Linked DNA regions of Homo sapiens: region 1 is linked to region 2. A link is a loop called in an ENCODE intact Hi-C map of the cell type or tissue named here. Cell type or tissue: A673. All regions are shown on one strand. Links, peaks and the distances in the headings refer to the core of each region. The heading gives the core; the rest is flanking DNA.

Region 1 (8,346 bases), core at 173-8,172, 210 kb before region 2:
ATACAAATGGCCTCTGCCTTTATGTACCTTACAGTCTTACAACCACATCATTCTAAATGCTAATTTCTAGGGCTTAAAAGGGTTTGGAAATGAAAATATGGTTTAAATCAGTGTTCCAAGGGCTGAAGGCCACTACTGCCAATGTTCTGTTAGCTACATGAGAAGCTACATGGTCTTCCCGATATTTCATAGAACTTAGCACAATACTAGACACACAGTAGGTATTTATCAACTTATTTAGAGATATTTCAGGAGAGCACTGACAACCAAGGAATAGAATTAGAATGTCCTCCTGGTTGCTCCTGAAAGTAAGGACACAGCCATAAAAGTGTTGGAAAACAAGATCCAGATGTTCATTTCTGAGCATATAAAAAGCTAGTTCTTAAACAAATCTACCACTGAAAACATCCAAAAGTCCTGGATAAAATATTTTTAAAATTGTTTTATTTTTCAATCTATGAACTGTCAAATACACAAGGAATTTTCTAGCCAGAAAAAAAGTGAAAGTGGGAACCCAGAGACATAAGTGGGATACGGCATCCAATTTTCACCCAAAGTAGATTTGCTAAGCCAGCTGAACTTGAGCTTTGATTTCTCATAGCTTCACAGGGCATAAGGGATGGGGGACAAAGGTCAAGATATCCCAAAAAGAGTCTGATAGGAGATAACTCTCATAAAGCTGGGACCCCAAAAAGCTACACTTCAGTGTAAACGTGTACTAGAAATACAAATTACTCCTGCCCCCTAGGACGATAAGGAAAATCTACTCTCAATCTTTACACTGAGTTGGAGTAGCAGGGAAAGGAACTAGGTTATCTCCAATAAAAACTTGGAACGGCAAGCCAGCCATCATGTGTATTTGAAAAGTGAATGTATACTACTTGGGTAATCAAAAAACCTGAGGTCAGAATTCATTTAGCATGATTCCAGACTGGCAGCTCTCAGGTGCCTAGCAAGAATGAAGACAGATCCTTTCTACAGGAAACCAGGAGTCAAAAACTACCCATAAATAAAATCCCAAGGAAAATAAGCAACTTACAGTAAAGCAACAAAAATAATAATATTTAAAATAAAGAAAACTTAAATACACAAGGAAACAAGCCAGGAATCCTGAAAACAGAAATTTAAAGACTGCAGATAATAAAATTATTACCTACAGACTGTTTTGTATGTTTGAAAAAAATTAAAAATATAATAACTGAAATAAAAACTCAATGGATAGAACTAACTAAAGAGATAAATAATAAACTGGAATATACAGCTGAAGAAATTAGCCAAAGTGCAATACAGTAAGACAAATTAGAAAATATCAAAGAAAGATTAAGAGATAAGAAGACACAGTAAGATGGACTAACATATCTCTAAAATGTGGTCCCAGAAGAATAGAATGGAACAGAGGCAGAGTTTGAAGTTATAACAGCTGAGAATGTTCTGAAACCTGATGAATGATATATACCCACACACCAGAAGCCCAAAGGCTCCCAAACAGAATAAGAAAGAACAAATCAATACTGAAACATATAGCAAAATTGCAGAACACCAAACAAAAAGAAACAAAAAAACCTCAAAAGTGACCTGAAAAGATTACTTTCAAAGGAGTAAAAAGGCTGACCACTGACTTTTCAAAGCAACAACAGAGGATAAAATATAGTAACATTTTACCTGTATTATGAATGAACCTTCCCTGAAATGTGACATCCAAGTGGACACATAGTAGTCACATCTGTGCTGAGAAGTAGGCTCTTTTGTGTGTATGCTGAAATGTTGAAGGAGCAGAGGCTCAAGCCCTACCCAAACCCCTTCATTAACAGAGTCCCCGGGGGCTGGGGGAACGACCCTATGCAAGGCCTGCAACCTCCAAATAAAAGCAATCTTTTGAAGAGGCATTCTCCCTTTGGTCACCAGAGTATTCTTCAAATTAGTTGAGACTTATAGGTCTTAGGTTCTAAAGAAAAATAAGTACTTTTATTACTTAGGGGTTATCTGAATTTTTGCATCCATGCCAGTCTGAATTCTTAAGACCATAATGGGTTTTAGGAACATACGTTTAGTGGACCAATGGGTAACTTGTGCATGCAGGGCCCAGCCCATGCATACCTGGCTGCTTTTATAAGGACCATGAGTGCACCTAGCATGCTCTATCATACGCAGGGTCCATGGCCCTCTTTCAATGGCAGCTTGCTGATACAGGACACATATTTGTGCTGTGGTTATTTTAGTTATTGGAAGGAGGTGATGGGAATCCTGTCTCTCCCCTGATCAGAGAAGGTGGAGCTCCCCCAATTCTGGCTAGAGTGTGGGGACCCTAGCTCTTCCTCTACCTGGACTACTTGCTGTTCCTTTCCCCCTCCTACACTGTGGGGCCGAGTTAGTGAAATTAAAACATGTCTGTATATCTCAACTAAGGGCCCACTCAGTTAAAGGAAAAAGAATCTTCTCTCACTTCCATCTTTGGAAGCAGGAGTTGAGTTGTGGTTGTTTTGTTTTGTTTTGTTTTGTTTTGTTTGAGACGGAGTTTTGCTCTTGTTGCCCAGGCTGGAGTGCAATGGTGCGATCTTGGCTCACCACAACCTCCGCCTCCCAGGTTCAAGAGATTCTCCTGCCTCAGCCTCCCGAGTAGCTGGGATTACAGGCATGAGCCACCATACTCGGCTAATTTTTGTATTTTTAGTACAGACGGGGTTTCTCCATGTTGGTCAGGCTGGTCTCGAACTGCCAACCTCAGGTGATCTGCCCGCCTCAGCCTCTCAAAGTGCTGGGATTACAGGCATGAGCCACCACACCCGGCCAGGAGTGACCCTTTAACCACACTAAAACACCTTGCTAGGACGAGACTCTGGATGGTACTTCCTCAGGACAGCTCTCACCATGCATCTGCCAACAGCACCCCCTGGTCCCTGCTCCATATGGAGAGCTGCCATTCCCTTGCTCAAAACTGGAAACAGAAGGCACCTTTGGCCCAAGTTACAGTTGACCTCTGGCCTAGTTTGGAGACCAAGACACAGTTATGTACAGTGCATGTGGCATAAGGCACAAATGGGAGTTGCTCAATTCTTTCAGCACCACCTAGTTGACCTACAAATTGACCTTCTCTTCAATCAGTCATATATTGAACACCCACTCCATGAAGAACCTTATGTTCTTCCCACCAACACCACACACACACACACACACACACACACACACACACACACACACACACACACACAGGAGTGGCCCAGCCAGGAAATAAACCTAGAAAATAGATTTATTTTCTAGAAAATCCCTGAACCCATCCTCAACAACTACACTAAGGTGAGATTTGCTGGTTGCCAAGTCCCATCCACATGTAAGGAATTCTTATTAGAAAAGGTTGAAAAGATAGGAAACACATGTAAAATCTAAACTATAAACTATAAGGGCTAAAAGACAGGACAGAAGCAGTGTCCCAGGAGATCGCTAAAGCCCTCTGCATGGATTCCTATGTTTCCATTGTTTGTGCTCCACTGTGGGCCTCGAGAAAATAGACGTGGAGAGCAGGCATTGATATCCCCTTAGAAAAGAATCCTGAAAGGCAGTAGGCTATGGATAAGTCTCTTTCCCAGCCAAAGCAAGCACAAACTCTCCAAATCACTGCTAAAGCCAACAGTCTGTAACTGTCCCAGAGCAGGAGATGCTGTGAGTCCAGAGGTGGGTGTTCCTCCTGCTTTGAGACTTACTGCCTTTGGTGGCAGGGAGAGATGTGCTCTGGATCAGGAGGAGAGGGGTGGCAGGATTCCCTCGTCCTTCTGTCAGCCCTATCTGTCCCCAGAGGGCAGCTATAGGATGACTCCCAGAGGGCACCTGTGAGCTGGGCCAGCAGCAGAGACGAACCAGGCAGCTTCTGGAAGATTCGTTCTCATCTCGTCCTCTCCATCCACCAACCAAATAGCCATTTCTAAGTTATTGCCATCTTAGAAAAACACACTCCTGGTCTAGATGAGCATGTTCAGCTTCACTGGAAGCCCCCCGCCCTGCCATTTGAGCCAACATAATTTACAATTCCCAGAAATGCCTGAGAAGCAGTGTATGCGCTTCTGCTGCCAAGCCTGGCCGGTTTTACAGATTTTCATTTAGCAGGTGTCTGTTGCTAAATCAGTAGCAGCTGCTAATTGCTTTGCCTCTCAAACCCTCAGACAGAATGAAACATCTGGTGTTCTCTCACTTCAGGTTAAAATCAGGTACCTTATCACGTCTCCTTTGAGTTCCATTTTTATTAAAAAGCTTTCAGCTGATGCCTGGAACTGGCAGCAGAGAGCAAGACCATTCCTGAACAATGGGAATGTTTCTAACACGATGTAGTGAGCCTGCCTCATGCCTCCAAACTCCGTGCACAGAAACAGAGTCACTCAGACCATTCCCCACAAGGTGGGGCTTTAGGCCCATGAGCCCAGGGAACCTGAGACTTCATCTCCTGAGCCAGGACTCTGGGGGCCCCCAGCCCTTTGATTGCAGTGCCCCTTCTTGCCCAGAATACTTTCTAGTATTTGCAACCCCCACCCGAGCCAGTTCTCCTCTCTCCTCCAGGGGAACTGCAGGGGGAAAAAACTACATACAGTGGAGGAAAATTACCAGGACGCCATCATCTGCAGCTCCACTTCCCAGTTCATACCGGTGCTCTCTTTTCAGCCACTTTGAAAGTTTTTTTGTTTTGTTTTTGTCGTTATTCCTCCCCGCAACAATCATTTCGCTGGGCTCCAAATCTGCCTCTTGATTCTAAGTCAAAGCCATTCTCAAAAGCACCTTAATAGCAACTCAAATATTTCCTATTATTATTAATAAATAATCTTAGCTAACCTTTATTGAGCATTTACTACTTTGTATCAGGCATTGTGGTAAGCACTTTACATGCATTACCTTATTAAAGATTCAGGAATTGTTATGACCGTCCTCATTTTACAATGTAAAACAGGCTCTGAGACAGGCTATTGATGCTGTAGAAGGAAGACTGGAACAGTGATTTGGCTAGATTAAAAGCCTGGGCTCTGCTGACTAGGTATCTTTGATGATTTTAAGGAATTATTGCTAGTTATTATAGGTATGATAATGGTATTGTAATGTTTATTTTTTACTGTGTCCTTACATTTCAGACATGCATAATGAAATACTTACAGTTAAAATTACATGAGATTTTCTTCCAAATAATCCAGGGATAGGTGTTTGTGTTGGGGGTGGAATGGATTTGTGGTGGAGTGAGGTGTATTGTTAAAAAGAAAAAGATGGGCTATGTGGTGACAATCATTGAAACTGGGTGACAGATGCATTAGGGAACATTTTTTCTACTTTTGTGTATGCTTTCAATTTTCTACAATATAAAATTATATACATACACTCCTGTTCTTATCCACTACATCATAGGACCTCCTAGCTTACGAAGTTTTTCCACCCCAAACTCCTTTCCTGCGTTAGCTCCTCTGGCCGGATCCTACCACCAAAGCTTCCTCAACTGGCACCCATGCAGTACCGGGACCCAGAAGTGATCACTCTTTCCTTGGACTTTCTAAAGAAACCCTCAGTTTGCCCTAAAGTCTCAGTTCACTCCACTCAAGGTCCTAGGCGTGTGGGACCTAAGGGGAGGTTGGCAGGCCACCTGTTGAGGTAAGAGATGGGCCTCAGGAGGAGCTCTGCCTACCCCCCGATTCTTTTTATGCAATGGAAAACTGAATTCATCTTGCCAGTTGGCACCCAACAAAGGATTATTTCATTGAATCCTCATAATAACTATGATGTACCTTTCTCCCTCCCTCCCTGCTTCCCTCTTTCCGTCCAGCCAGCCTGCCTTCCTGCCTTCCTGCCTGCCTGCCTGCCTGCCTGCCTTCCTGCCTTCCTTCCTTCCTTCCTTCCTTCCTTCCTTCCTTCCTTCCTTCCTTCCTTCCTTCCATTTGTTATTACAGGTTCTCACTCTGTCACCCACGCTGGAGTGTATGGCATGATCATGGCTCATGGTAACCTTGAACTGTTAGGCTCAAGTGATCCTCCTGCCTCAGCCTCCCAAGTAGGTGAGACTACAGACACATACCGCCACGCCTGGCTAATTTTTTAAAAAAAATTTTGGTAGAGACCGGTCTCACTATGTTGGCCAGTCTGGTCTCAAATTCCTGGGCTCAAGTGACCCTCCCACATCGGCCTTCTGACTAGCTGGGACTACAGGCACATGCCACCATGGCTGGCTAATTATTTTATTTTTTGTACAGACAGGGTCTCACTTTGTTGCCCAGGCTGGTCTCAACACTTCGGCTCAAGTGATCCTTCCTCCTGAGCCTCCCAAAGTGTTGCAGTTATAGGCGTGAGCCACCAGGCCCAGCCAGTGATAGAGGTAATATTTCTGTTGTACAGATGAGGCGATTGAGCAAAGTTCAGTTGCTTAAATAACCCTGAAGTCTCTTGCTCAGAGTGTCCATTAACCAAAGGCATCTCATTCAGTACTTATGCAACAGGGGAGGTGGAAAGAGCACTGATGTGGAAGTCAGAAGACCTGAGTGCTGAACCAAGATCTGCCAATCACTGGCTATGTGGCCTCAGGCTAGTCAATCCCCCTGGGCCTTATCATCTGAACACTATATTGCTCATTTTGCTTTCTTTCAACTTTGCTTTCCAGCCCTTTTCAACATTCACACACACACACACTAATCCCCAGAAGATCTTGTTACAATGCACACTCAGTTTCAAAGCTTTCTACAAAGCTACAGCAATCAAGACAGTGTGGTGCTGGCATATGGATAGACATATAGAGAAATGAGATAGAACTGAGGGTCTAAAAATAAACCTTCACATTTATTTTTCATTGATTTTTAGAAAGGATACCAAGATATTTCAATGGGGATGGATAGAAGAGTCTTTTCAACAAATGGTGCTGGGACAACTGGATATCCACATGAAAAAAATGAATTTGGACCCCTTCCTCACACTACACATAAAGATTAACTCAAAATGGATCATAGACCTAAATGTAAGAGCCAACACTATGAAACTCTTAGAAGAAAACAGTCATATATCTTCATGATCTTGGACTAGACAACAGTTTCTTAGATGTGATACCAAAAGCACAAGCAGCCAAATCAAAAATAGAGAAATTAGACTTTATCAAAATTAAAATATTTTGTGCCTCAAAGGATACAATCAAGCAAATGCAATGACAACCCACAGAATGGGAGAAAATGCTTCAAATTATATATCAGATAAGGGTTTAATATCCAGAAAGAACAATTATAACTGAACAATGAAAACAACCCAATTAAAATTTGGGAAAGGATCTGAAAAGATATTTCTCCAAAAAGACATACAAATAGCTAGTAAGTACATGAAAAAGTGTTCAACATCATTAGTTATCAGAGAAATAGCATTCAAAAATCCGAAATCTGAAATGTTCCTGAATATGAAACTTTTTTTATCAGATATTTTATTTTTTTATTTTATTTTATTTTATTATTATTATACTTTAAGTTTTAGGGTACATGTGCACAATGTGCAGGTTACATATGTATACATGTGCCATGCTGGTGTGCTGCACCCATTAACTCGTCATTTAGCATTAGGTATATCTCCTAAAGCTATCCCTCCCCCCTCCCCCAACCCCACAACAGTCCCCAGAGTGTGATGTTCCCCTTCCTGTGTCCATGTGTTCTCATTGTTCAATTCCCACCTATGAGTGAGAATATGCGGTGTTTGGTTTTTTGTTCTTGCGATAGTTTACTGAGAATGATGATTTCCAGCTTCATCCATGTCCCTACAAAGGACATGAACTCATCATTTTTTATGGCTGCATAGTATTCCATGGTGTATATGTGCCACATTTTCTTAATCCAGTCTATCATTGTTGGACATTTGGGTTGGTTCCAAGTCTTTGCTATTGTGAATAGTGCCGCAATAAACATACATGTGCATGTGTCTTTATAGCAGCATGATTTAGAGTCCTTTGGGTATATACCCAGTAACGGGATGGCTGGGTCAAATTTGAGTATTAAAGAGATGCTCAAAAGAATGCTCATTCAAGCACTTCAGATTTTCAGACTAGGGATGCTCAACTGGTAAGTACAAAGTGCAGCATTCCAAAATCTGAAACACTTCGAGTTCTAAGCATTTTGGATAACGGATACTCAACCTCTACGACATCACACCCTCTAGAATGGCTATAATAAAAAAGACACAATAACAAGTGGTAGTGAGGATGTTGAGAACTTGGAATGCTCATACATTGCTGGTGGACATATAAAATGGTATAGCCACTTTGGAAAATAGTCTGGCAGTTACTCTAAAGTTTAAACACTGAGTTATCATTTGACCCAGCAATTCTACTTCTAGGTACATACTCCAAAGCAGACAAACAGA
Region 2 (8,346 bases), core at 35-8,034:
AACTGCTGTAATCTCAGCTCCTCTATTAAACTCTCCAGGCATGCATCAGTATCCATATGCTGGGCAGAGAGCACATCTGCTTGGAGCTTTCATGGCACACCATGCCTATCCTGTGGCATTCTGCCCATTAAATCACAGGTAGGCGAGAGCAGCTCATCTTCTCCACCAGACTTTCAATTTCTCAATGGAAGAGATAGAACTTTGTTTATATGATACCTCCTATGGCTTTTCAACTTTTAGCACGGTGCTAAGTTCACAGTAGTCCTCAATATTTGTCGAGTTAATGAATAAAGGAATGAAGGCATTTTTCCTAGGCATAGCCTTTGTTCCAGCTTAACTCTTATTTATATTTGTAACCAGACTAACCTCCCTAATTAGAAGAGCATCTGTTGCTTTCTCTAAGGCCAAGTTAACAAAGAATACATGTAGGAGGGCTAGATCCAGTTAGTTCAATTCCACAAGTGTTTAGTAAGCCTTCTATGAATGTAGTATTGTGTCATGCTCCCTCTTAGAACAGACATGAGCCTAGGCAATTCAAAGGTTTTAAAAAATCATATTTCACACCTACAAAAGGTATGAACAGTAATACGACAAACAGCTATGTGCCCATGACCCAGATTCAAAAATAAGACATAAACAGTACGCACAGTTCAAAAGGCTCTGAAAATCAAAGGCTGTTTGTTTTTTATTAGTTTGGCATCAAAATGCTTTTGGCGACAAAACCAAACCTGAACTATTTCATAGTCTTCATCTAGCCCACTAAGTATAATAAATCATACATTTCACTGCAGAAATGTTAATGTGTTTGCTTATGGGGTTTTGCCCCAGGCCTCACTAGGTATGTTATCTAATGTCTAGTGTATGCTTGTGTCACCTTTCTGAAATCCAAACAATTCTGAATTCCAAAACACACATGGCAACAAGGTTTGTAGGTAAGGCATTCTAGGTCTGTGGTCTATTGGGCCGCAATTTCGGGCTTGGTTACTAAACGGTGTTGCTTAATGTTCCCCAAAGGAAAGAAGTGGAGGGGAAATGGAAACATTGCAACGAAGAGCGTCTGATATACCTCTTTATCCTCTTCATCTCCTCAGGCCCCAACCCCACATCTCTTCCTTAGGCTTCACCTTTTATATATATATATGTGTATATATATATATATATACACACATACATATATATACATATATATTTTTTATTATACTTTAAGTTCTAGGGTACATATGCACAACGTGCAGGTTTGTTACGTATGTATACATGTGCCATGTTGGTGTGCTGCACCCATTAACTCGTCATTTACTTTAGGTATATCTCCTAATGCTATCCCTCCCCCCTCTTCACACCCCACAACAGTCCCTGGTGTGTGATGTTCCCCTTCCTGTGTCCAAGTGTTCTCATTGTTCAATTCCCACCTATGAGTGAGAACATGCGGTGTTTGGTTTTTGGTCCTTGCGATAGTTTGCTGAGAATGATGGTTTCCAGCTTCATCCATGTCCCTGCAAAGGACATTAACTCATCATTTTTTATGGCTGCATAGTATTCCATGGTGTATATGTGCCACATTTTCTTAATCCAGTCTATCATTGTTTGACATTTGGCTTGGTTCCAAGTCTTTGCTATTGTGAATAGTGCCACAATAAACATACGTGTGCATGTGTCTTTATAGCAGCATGATTTATAGTCCTTTGGATATATACCCAGTAATGGGATGGCTGGGTCAAATGGTACTTCTAGTTCTAGATCCCTGAGGAATCGCCACACTGTCTTCCACAATGGTTGAACTAGTTTACAGTCCCACCAACAGTGTAAAAGTGTTCCTATTTCTCCACATCCTCTCCAGCACCTGTTGTTTCCTGACTTTTTAATGATCGCCATTCTAACTGGTGTGAGATGGTATCTCATTGTGGTTTTGATTTGCATTTCTCTGATGGCCAGTGATGATGAGCATTTTTCATGTGTCTGTTGGCTGCATAAATGTCTTCTTTTGAGAAGTGTCTGTTCATGTCCTTCGCCCACTTGTTAATGGGGTTGTTTTTTTTTTCTTGTAAATTTGTTTGAGTTCTTTGTAGATTCTGGATATTAGCCCTTTGTCAGATGGGTAGATTGTAAAAATTTTCTCCCATTCTGTAGGTTGCCTGTTCACTGTGATGGTAGTTTCTTTTGCTGTGCAGAAGCTCTTTAGTTTAATTAGATCCCATTTGTCAATTTTGGCTTTTGTTGCCATTGCTTTTGGTGTTGTAGACATGAAGTCCTTGCCCATGCCTATGTCCTGAATGGTATTGCCTAGGTTTTCTTCTAGGGTTTTTATGGTTTTAGGTCTAACATTTAAGTCCTTAATCCATCTTGAATTAATTTTTGTATAAGGTGTAAGGAAGGGATCCAGTTTCAGCTTTCTTCATATGGCTAGCCAGTTTTCCCAGCACCATTTATTAAATAGGGAATCATTTCCCCATTTCTTGTTTTTGCCAGGTTTGTCAAAAATCAGATAGTTTTAGATGTGTGGTGTTATTTCTGAGGGCTCTGTTCTGTTCCATTGATCTGTATCTCTGTTTTGGTACCAGTACCATGCTGTTTTGGGCCTTTGACAAAATTCAACAGCCCTTCATGCTAAAAACTCTCAATAAATTAGGTATTGATGGGACGTATCTCAAAATAATAAGAGCTGTTTATGACAAACCCACAGCCAATATCATACTGAATGGGCAAAAACTGGAAGCATTCCCTTTGAAAACTGGCACAAGACAGGGATGCCCTCTCTCACCACTCCTATTCAACATAGTGTTGGAAGTTCTGGCCAGGGCAATCAGGCAGGAGAAGGAAATAAAGGGCATTCAATTAGGAAAAGAGGAAGTCAAATTGTCCCTGTTTGCAGATGACATGATTGTATATCTAGAAAACCCCATCATCTCAACCCAAAATCTCCATAAGCTGATAAGCAACTTCAGCAAAGTCTCAGGATACAAAAACAATGTGCAAAAATTACAAGCTTTCTTATACACCAATAACAGACAAACAGAGAGCCAAATCATGAGTGAACTCCCATTCACAATTGCTTCAAAGAGAATAAAATACCTAGGAATCCAGCTTACAAGGGATGTGAAGGACCTCTTCAAGGAGAACTACAAACCACTGCTCAAGGAAATAAAAGAGGATACAAACAAATGGAAGAACATTCCATGCTCATGGATAAGAAGAATCAATATTGTGAAAATGGCCATACTCCCCAAGGTAATTTATAGATTCAATGCCATCCCCATCAAGCTACCAATGAGTTTCTTCACAGAATTGGAAAAAACTTCTTTAAAGTTCATATGGAACCAAGAAAGAGCCTGCATTGCCAAGTCATTCCTAAGCCAAAAGAACAAAGCTGGAGGCATCACGCTACCTGACTTCAAACTATACTGCTAGGCTTCACCTTTCTTTCAGCTTCTGGTATGCCCGACTCAGTTGTAGCCTTCTCTTACACAAACATTTTGTGCCAACATTTCTATATTTGTTTCAGCTCCGCTCTCTATCCCCCAGGTTCCATGCCTCCCTCTTCCTACCTCTGGCCCAGCTTTTCCGTGTCAGTTTTGAGAGTCCTTCTTTCTCACCCGCCCCCTTTATCTTTCTGCCTACTATTGATCTTGGCCCCTTGAGTCCTGAATCACCAACTCCAGGCCCAGTTCCCCTTCCTATTCATCCTTGAGGCAGCTCTTTCTCTCCAGGGCCATTGAATTTTTCATCTATGTATAACTTTCTCTCTTTTTTCCTGTTCACCTTCCAGTTTACTTCTAAAATAGGCATATTTAAGTTAGAAAGTAGCCAATTTAAAGTAAATACTGAAAGAATATATGGTGATTTGCTATGATATGGCTGAAAAATCATGATGGGAATACTCAAATCATTATGGGAACCTTGTTCCCTAAATTTTTTTTTAGAAAACAAGGAATTTTTTTGAATGATGGGCCATCTAGTGGCGAATGGAGGATGACAATTTTTCCAGCCTGAGAAAACACAATGGATCTTTAAAAAGAAAGGCCTTTTAAACCCTTAACCTCATCACCCTAACATGTACAAAGCACTAGTCCACAAAAGAGTGTATACAACAAAGGTCATGTCCCATCTGGGACATAGCTGGGTGAGATATGTGACTTTATCCTGGCATTGCTCTGTTTTTGACAGATGTATATGTATATGTATATGTGAATGTATACGCATCTCAGATGACTTCAGGGCCAAATTTAGAAACTCTGAAAATCCTCTTCACAGGCATCTCAAGAGCCTTTTCACCAAGACAAGGTAAGTGCCTGTCTTGTGTCATGCCTTTATTCTGGGAAGCCACATTAAGAGAGAATTAGTGCTGTGCAAGGGAGGAAATTGCTGTCTGAGATGGTTTTCAAACTGTACCTCTCAATTTCATAAATCAAGTCTCCCAAACACCCAAGTGAAGACATTTCAATTGATAGTCATTTATTCATTCAGCTTACATTTATTGAGCCACCAAATAGAATTCTGAGACTATTGTGATCCTATTAATAGACAACCACATATTTACAAAAAGAAATCTATCACCTAGTTAAGAAATATATACAGTACAGCTGAGCACAATCCAGATATAGGGAATTTCGGGAATCCCAGAAGTGTGCATCACTCCCATGCACTTCTCTGCAAGCTGCTCAAGTTAGAAATTTTAGTTGGAGTAGCTACTAGATGTATAGTATCAGATAACCTTCAGCAATTATTCCTTGTTGAATTAGCAGAGCAGCTGATAACTACTGTTTACCAGTAAAAAATATTATGTATGCAAATAAGTACTTGAAGGGCTTCAGAGAGGTCTGCCTTCAGAGTGACCAACCATCCTGGTTTGCTTGGGCCTGTCTTTTTGCACCAAAATCATGCATCCTGGGAAACCTCTCGGTCCTGGGCAAACAGGTAAAGTTGGTCACTGTAACTGCCTTAGAGTCTTCAGATGATTTATCCTGAGCAAAAGATCCACCATGCAAGCAACGCTGAAAAAGAAAAAAGTAATAATCTAAGCTGTGTTTGAGTGATTGCTAAATTAAACACTTTTACAGACCGCCCTCAAAACAATTCTACTAGGCAGATACTATTATTATTCCCACTTTGCAGATGAGGAAACTGAGGCACACAGAAGCAAAGAATTTGACAGAGATGACTTAGCTAGTAAGTGTCAGAAACAGGATTTGAACACAGACCAGTGTAGTGCTAAAGCCTGCATCCTCAAGCAGCATGCCATGCTTTCACTACTCAGACAGAGTGCTCACTCACAGCAGCTTTTGGGCTGTCAAAGTTCATCCCTGGTCCCAAGTAATTCAACAGGGGAAATCCCACGTTTTCAAAGATCTTGGTATTTCCTTAAAACATTTTGACGTAAACTTCAAGATCTTAGAAGGTTAGACAAATATTTTTCAAGATGTGATTTTCCATTTACTTAATTCTGAATCACATGGGGTGCTGACTTAAAGAAAAAAGAACACAAACTTAAGCTCTAATTCAGACCTATTAAATCAGATTGTCTGGGGATCCATATTTTCAACAGGTGCTCAAATTGACCTGGGTGCATAGTAGTTTGAGAACTACTGGGTTAGAAGTTTCTGAGAGATCAGCCAAGTTCAAAGAAATTAACTTCATTCACTTTCTCATTCTTGCTGTCTTCTTTTCCTTCTCTCACCCTACCAAATGTGAAAATATCCCCAAGTTTCATTATTCTGCCTTCTACATGGCCTTCTCTCTCTATTCTCTTCCTCAGAGGACTCCATTATTATCGCTGCCTAGTACATTATATGAGGAGCTGTGGAGACTTAGGTCCTACTTCCCATTGTGCCCTCAACTTTACAACATGGAGCAGGTCAGTTCCCCTATCTGAACCTCAGTTTTCTCACCTATAAAATGGTTGGAGCTGCGAATGTGCATTTTTAACAAGTTCCCCATACAATTTTAAAAAATCTCTTCTAAACTCTGAGAATCACTAATAAAAATGTATGGTAAATCCCTTCTTCATTGCAGCAAACTTAGTATCATGATCTTAGCTTCTCTTTTTCCCCAGGAGTATTTCTGTGCACTTTCACGTGCTGTCAGCTAGTGTGCTTAGATAATGTAAATTTATTTTATTATTGGCCAAGCACAAAAAAATCCAAAAGGTAAATATGCTGCAAAAAAAAAAAAAAAAAAAAAAGTGTATCCAGTTCATTTCCAAGCCAAACAGAGATGACTTTGGATTTGGCACAGTTTTAGATTACCTATGACTCTGATCTTCTCCATTAGAGTGAGTAATTGAAAGCTAGCTGTGTGTGCGCTTACAGAAATTATTTTAAATTGTTCATATTAAATAAATCTCAGCCTCTGGTGCTGTCTATAAGAAATAGTGGTAAGAATATTAATGAGCGCTTTCCCTAGAATGAGAATTTATAACTTATAAACAACCATGAAGGCTCCTGTTTTCATTCTCACAAATTAGGGAACTGATGAGAAGGGGCTTGCATTATTCAAGGCCAATGTCAGACAAGGGATAAGAACATTAGTTCACATTTACTAGGCACTTACAATGTATGTCTTAGTCTATTTTCTGTGCTTTAAACAGAATACCACAGACTGGGTAATTTATAAAGAACAGTGCATTTGGCTCACAGCTCTGGAGACTGGGGAGTCCAAGAGCACTGCACCAGCATTTGGCAAGGGTTATCCCATGGCAGAATACATCATATGGTGAGCAAGAAAATTGAGACAAAACTTATCTTTTTATCAGGAGTCTGCTCACATGATGACTAACCCATTCTCATGATAACAGCATTGATCCGTTCATGAGGGCAGAGCCTTCATGACTCAATTACCTCTTAAAGGTCTTACCTCCCAATACCGTTACATTAGCAGTTAAATTTCAACATGAATACAAGATTAATGTACACAAATCAGTAGCTCTCCTATACACCAACAGTGACCAGAGAATCAAATTAAGAATTCAACACCTTTTACAATAGCTGCAAAATAATAAAATATTTAGGAATATACCTAACCAAGGAGTCGAAAGATCTCTGCAAGGAAAACTACAAAACACTGCTGAAAGAAATCATAGATGACACAAACAAATAGAAACACATCCCATGCTCATGGATGGGTAGAATCAATATTGTGAAAATGACCATACTGCCAAAAGCAATATACATATTCAATGCTGTCCCCATAAAAATATCACCATCATTCTTCACAGAACTAGAAAAAAAATTCCAAAATTCATATGGAACCAAAAAAGAGACCATAGCCAAAGCAAGGGTAAGCAAAAATAACAAATCTGGAGGCATCACACTACCTAATTTCAAACTATATTCTAAGGCCAAAGTCACCAAAACAGTGTGGTACTGGTATAAACATAGGCACATAGACCAATGGAACAGAATAGAGAACCCAGAAATAAACCCAAATTCTTACAGTCAACTGATCTTTGACAAAGCAAACAAAAACATAAAGTGGGAAAAGGACACCCTTTTCAACAAATGGTGCTGGGATAATTGGCTAGCCACATGTAGGAGAATGAAACTGGATCCTTCTCTCTCACCTTATACAAAAATCAACTGAAGATGGATGAAGGACTTAAACCTAAGACGTGAAACTATATAAATTCTAGAAGATAACATTGGAAAAACCCTTCTAGACATTGGCTTAGGCAAGGATTTCATGACCAAGAACCCAAAAGCAAATGCAATTAAAAAAAGATAAATAACTGGGACCTAATTAAACTAAAGAGCTTTTGCACAGCAAAAGGAACAATCAGCAGAGTAAACAGACAACCCAAAGAGTGGGAGAAAATCTTCACAAACTATACATCTGACAAAGGACTAATATCCAGAATCTACAAGGAACACAAATCAGAAAAAAACAAACAATCCCATCAAAAAGTGGGCTAAGGACATGAATAGACAATTCTCAAAAGAAGATATACAAATGGCCAACAAACATATGAAAAAGTGCTTAACATCACTAATGATAAGGGAAATGCAAATCAAAACCACAATGTGATACAACCTTACTCCTGCAAGAATGGCCGTAATCAAAAAATCAAAAAATCATTGATGTTGGCGTGGATGCAGTGAACAGGGAACACTTCTACACTGCTGGTGGGAATGTAAACTAGTACAGCCACTATGGAAAACAGTGTGGAGATTCCTTAAAGAAGTAAAAGTAGAACTACCCTTTGATCCAGCAATTCCACTACTGGGTATCTACGCAGAGGAAAAGAAGTCATTATTCGAAAAAGATACTTGCACATGCATGTTTATAGCAGCACAATTCACAATTGCAAAATTATGGAACCAACCCAAATGCCCATCAATCAATGAGTGGATAAAGAAA

Evidence for each region. Hi-C counts contacts between places; a loop is a spot of excess contacts. Peaks named below come from ENCODE experiments on the same cell type or tissue, not always from the same donor. Only the 100,000 strongest peaks of a DNase experiment are listed, where the experiment ranks them.
Region 1: a loop joins it to region 2, with 7 times the contacts of the local background. A loop is called at or near these places in 11 of 110 quality-filtered maps.

Annotation. Positions count from the first base shown.
Region 1 is chrX:110,121,674-110,130,019 of GRCh38, reverse strand. All of the region lies in intron 4 of TMEM164 (transmembrane protein 164), which reads right to left. Among named protein-coding and RNA genes, the nearest start is that of MIR3978, 44 kb to the right of the region's middle. In A673, for the core only: a CTCF peak has its summit at 4,408; no DNase peak of the experiment used is centred there.
Region 2 is chrX:109,906,827-109,915,172 of GRCh38, reverse strand. No RefSeq gene overlaps it. Among named protein-coding and RNA genes, the nearest start is that of TMEM164, 92 kb to the left of the region's middle. In A673, for the core only: a CTCF peak has its summit at 3,943 (motif pointing left); no DNase peak of the experiment used is centred there.